Linked DNA regions of Homo sapiens: region 1 is linked to region 2. A link is an interaction called in ENCODE POLR2A ChIA-PET data of the cell type or tissue named here. Cell type or tissue: Panc1. All regions are shown on one strand. Region 1 has its middle 36 kb from the start of MAP3K10. Region 2 overlaps ZNF780B (zinc finger protein 780B).

Region 1 (2,500 bases), 110 kb before region 2:
TTGGCCTCCCAAAGTGCTGGGATTACAGGTGTGAGCTACTGCCCCCGTCTAATCTTCTTTTTATCCGGATGAGGGACTAGTGTATTAAAAGCATAGAAAATGGAGAATATGATTTATTTTTTAAAAATTCAAAGATTTATATATTTCTGGAATGTCAAGTTCAGGAGAGGAGATAAAACTGGGCTGTAACTGAGGATAACTTTGAGGAACATTTTATACCTCATTAAAAAGTTGAAATTTCACCCTGGTTGGCTGGTAGGTAACTATGGAAAACTTTTGGCAAGAGTCTGAAATGATCAATTTTATCTACTTATAAAGCTCCTCTCAATGGCAGCCCAGAGGACGGATTGGAGAGGACCAGGAAGATCATAAACAGTCAGTATCAGGCTGGGCCAGGTGGCTCATGCCTGTAATTCCAGCACTTTGGGGGGCTGAGGGAGGTGGATCACCTGAGGTCAGGAGTTCGAGACCAGCCTGGCCAACATGGTGAAACCCCGTCTCTACTAAAAATACAAAATTAGTCAGGCGTGGTGGTGCTTGCCTGTGGCCCCAGTTACTCGGGAGGCTGGGAGAATCGCTTGGACCCAGGAGGCAGAGGTTGCAGTGAGCCAAGATCGCACCACTGCACTCCAGCCTGGGCGACAGAGTGAGACTCTGTTTAAAAAAAAAAAAAAAAAGTATCAATTACAGAGTTACTGTCTCTGAGCTCCAAACGCACCATCCTGTGCCCTGCTTTGTGATGCTGGGACAAGCAAGCCACATTTCTGCTTTGCCAGATGGTTCTATGTTAGGCTCTGGCAAGACAGTTTGCTAGGAGACTGCAGAAGTAGGGTAATCAACTCGTCCCACTTTCCCCAGATCTTTCCCATTTTTAGCACTGAAAGTTCTGCATCCCGGAACCCCTTCCACGGGGGCTGGTCACCTCCAGGAGAAGGGACTTTTGCTTCCTGTCTGCCTGCTTTTTTCGTGAGTGTTACCCCAGCAACACTTCACTTCAGAAGCAGCATCAGCAATTCCTTCCTGTGGCAACCACGGTAAAAGTTCGTGCCCAGTTTCCTCCTCTGTCTCTTCTCCTAACTGACTTGGGCTCCCTCGTGTGGTCCCCCATGGAATCATATGCCCCTTCCTCTTGGGAACTGTGAGTAACAAACTGTCTTTTCCATAGCAATCATCTCCTCATCTGTTACCTCAAAATTTCTTTCATTTTCTTTTTTTTCTTTTCGAGACGGAGTTTTGCTCTTGTTGCCCAGGCTGGAGTGCAATGGCACGATCTTGGCTCACTACAACCTCTGCCTCCCAGGTTCAAGCAATTCTCCTGCCTCAGCTTCCTGAGTAGCTGGGATTACAGGCACCCACCACCACATCCAGCTAATTTTTGTATTTTTAGTACAGACGGGGTTTTACCATGTTGGCCAGGCTGGTCTTGAACTCCTGACCTCAGGTGATCCACCTGCCTTTGCCTCCCAAAGTGCTGGGATTATGGGCATGAGCCACTGCGCCTGGCCTCTCTTTTTTTTCCTTTAGAGACAATGTCTAGCTCTGTCACCCAGGTTGAAGTGCAGTGGTACAATCTCGGCTCACTGTGGTCTCCACTGCATGGGCTCAAGAGATCCTTCCACCTTAGCCTCCTGAGTAGCTGGGACTACAGGCATGCACCAACATGCCTGGCTAATTTTTGTATGTTTTGTAGAGATGTGGATTCACTGTGTTACCCAGACTGGTCTTGAACTCCTGGGCTCAAGCAATCCTTCTGCCTCAGCCTCCCAAAATGGTGGGATTACAGACAGGAACCACTATGCCCAGCCTCAAATTTTCTATTAGTATTACATCTTTTTTTTTTTTTTTTTTTTTGAAACTGAGTCATGCTCTGTTGCCCAGGCTGGAGTGCAGTGGCACGATCTCAGCTCACTGCAAGCTCTGCCTGCCGGGTTCACTTCATTCTCCTGCCTCAGCCTCCCGAGTAGCTGGGACTACAGGTGTGTGCTGCCACGCCCGGCTATTTTTTTTTTTTTTTGTATTTTTTAGTAGAGACAGGGTTTCACCATGTTAGCCAGGATGGTCTCGATCTCCTGACCTTGTGATCTGCCCACCTTAGCCTCCCAAAGTGCTGGGACCGCGCCTGGTCTACGTGATATTTTAAGACAGGAGGGTAAGCACTGAAAACCATTTGGCAATTAAGTATTGATTATTTGGGTGAGAGTGGTGAAGTTACTATTTTAAAAATAGCTTTCCAGCTTCTACAGTACTCCAGGGCACAGTAGGCAGGCCTTGGGAGTAGATGCAGGGCATCCGTTCTCCATATCCACGGTGGAGGGGCAGGGCCCAGTTACCACTGATTTTGCAGAAGATTAGTCGAGCTGAAGTACCAGAGGCAAGCTTGTTCAAGGGCTGTGGCTGGAGGGTTAGATGCTTGGCTGATGAAAAATTGATGCCACAAGAATTCAGGAAAATGGGACTTAGTAGTCTAAGACAGGGATTCCCAACCCCCAGGCTATGGACT
Region 2 (2,500 bases):
TAACTGTATGTTTGTAACATTAACCAACTCCTCTTCATCCCCCACCCCTCACCCACACACCCTTCCCAGCCTCTGGTTTCTATCATTCTATTCTTTACCTCTGTGAGATCTTTTTTTAGCCTCCAGATATGAATGAGAACATATGATATTTGTCTTTCTTTTTTTTGAGTTGGAGTCTCATTCTTGTCGCCCAGGCTGGAGTGCAGTGGTGCGATCTTGGCCCACTGCAACCTCCACCTCCTGGGTTCAAGCAATTCTCCTGCCTCAGCCTCTAGAGTAACTGGGATTACAGGTGCCTGCCACCACGCCTGGCTAATTTTTGTATTTTTAATAGAGACAGGGTTTCACCACATTGGCCAGGCTGGTCTCAAATTCCTGACCTCAGGTGATTCACCCACCTCGGCTTCCCAAAGTGCTGGGATTACAGGTGTGAGCCACTGCGCCCAGTCTGATATTTGTCTTTCTGACCTCCGATTCCCTCCATGTTGCTGCAAATGACATGATTTCATTTTTTAAATGCCTGAATAGTATTCCATGTGTATATATCACATTTTCTTTATCTGTTTGTCTGTTGGGGGACACTTAGGTTGATTCCATACCTTTGGTATTTTGAATAATGCTACAGTAATCATACAAGTGCAGGTATCATTTTGATATACTGATTTTATCTTCCTTTGGATTAATACCCAGTAGTGGGATTGTTGGATCATATGGTAGTTCTATTTTCAGGTTTTTGAGAAATCTGCATGCTGTTTTCCATAGTGATTGTACTAATTTATATCCCACCAACAGTATATAAGAGTTCCCTTTTTCCCTCATCCTCTCAGGTATGTTTAAACCCAATGTTTCTTTGTTAATTTTCTCTCTAGATGATCTAATTCTGAGAGTGGCACAGTGACGTCCCCAGTGATTATTATACTGTAGTATCTCTCTCCCTTTTGCTCTAATAATATTTGCCTTATATATCTGGGTGTTCTGGTGTTGGTGTTATATGTTTAGAATTGTTATATTCTCTTGCTGAATTGATCCCTTTATCATTATATGATGACCTTCTTTGTCTCTTTTTGCTGTTTTTTACTTAAAATCTGTTTTTTTCTGATATAAACGTAGCTATTTCTACTCACTTTTGGTTTCCATTTGTATGGAATATCTTTTCCTGTTCTTTTACTTTCAATCCATATGTGTCTTTACCAGTGAGAAGAGTTTCTTGTAGGCAGCTTATAGTTGGATCATGTTTTTTCATCCATTCAGCCCGTCTGTATCTTTTAAATGAAGTTTAATCCATTGACGTTCAGTGTGATTACTGATATGTGAGGGCTGATTCTTATCATTTTATTAATTGATTTCTAGTTGTTTTGTTTATCCTTTGTTCCTTTCTCTTTTATTTTTTATCATTGTGGTTTGGTTGTTTTCTTTAGGGGTAACATTTGAGTCCTTTGTCCTTATTTGTATGTTTGCTGTGTCAGTAGGTTTTATACTTTTGTGTGTTTTCACAATGGTAGATATTGTCCTTTCACTTCTAGGTGTAGGACTCTTGAACATATCTTGTAGGGTTGGTCCAGTGGTGATGAATTCTGTCACCTTTTGCTGTCTGGGAAAGACTATTTCTTTTTCATTTTTGTAGAATACTTTGCTGAGGATAGTGTCCTTGACTGGTGATTTTTTTCTTTCAACACTGAATGTATAATCACATTCTCTCTCATTTCTCTCTGTTGAGAAATCTGCTGTTAGGCTGATGAGAGTTTCCTTGTAAGTGACTAGATGCTTTTCTCTTGCTGTTTTTAGTATTCTCTTTTGTCTTTGACTTTTATATTTTGACCATAATATGCCATGGAGAAGACCTTTTTGTATTGTATCTATTTGGGTATCTCTGAGCTTCCTGTATCAAGATGTCTGCATCTCTTACTAGAGTTGGAAAGTTTCCTGCTATTATTTCATTAAATAGATTTTCTATCCTTTATGTTTTCTCTTTGTCTCTAGGACCTCAAAAATTCAAATATTTTGTTGTTTTATGATGTCCCATATGTTACGGTGGCTTTATTCATTCATTCAGATGTTCTGAGGAAAACATTTATCCTAAGGCTTAAAAGATGAGTTAGAGGGGTGGAACCAAGATGGCCGAATAGGAACAGCTCCGGTGTACAGCTCCCAGCATGAGCGATGCAGAAGATGGGTGATTTCTGCATTTCCATCTGAGGTACCGGGTTCATCTCACTAGGGAGTGCCAGACAGTGCATGCAGGACAGTGGGTGCAGCGCACTGTGTGCAAGCCAAAGCAGGGCGAGGCATTGCCTCACTCGGGAAGTGCAAGGGGTCAGGGAGTTCCCTTTCCTAGTCAAAGAAAGGGGTGACAGATGGCACCTGGAAAATCGGGTCACTCCCACTCTAATATTGTGCTTTTCCAATGGGCTTAAAAAACGGCACACCAGGAGATTATATCCCGCACATGGCTCGGAGGGTCCTATGCCCACAGAGTCTCACTGATTGCTAGCACAACTGT

Evidence for each region. Peaks named below come from ENCODE experiments on the same cell type or tissue, not always from the same donor. Only the 100,000 strongest peaks of a DNase experiment are listed, where the experiment ranks them.
Region 1: POLR2A ChIA-PET joins it to region 2 with 7 read pairs; 2 of 35 experiments call an interaction of 5 or more read pairs at or near these places.

What each region holds. Positions count from the first base shown.
Region 1 is chr19:40,154,441-40,156,940 of GRCh38, reverse strand. No RefSeq gene overlaps it. Among named protein-coding and RNA genes, the nearest start is that of MAP3K10, 36 kb to the left of the region's middle. In Panc1, no CTCF peak of the experiment used is centred here; a DNase peak (open chromatin) is centred at 1,060; H3K4me3 peaks cover 356 bases.
Region 2 is chr19:40,043,655-40,046,154 of GRCh38, reverse strand. The region is part of intron 4 of ZNF780B (zinc finger protein 780B); the gene reads left to right. Among named protein-coding and RNA genes, the nearest start is that of ZNF780B, 11 kb to the left of the region's middle. In Panc1, no CTCF peak of the experiment used is centred here; no DNase peak of the experiment used is centred here.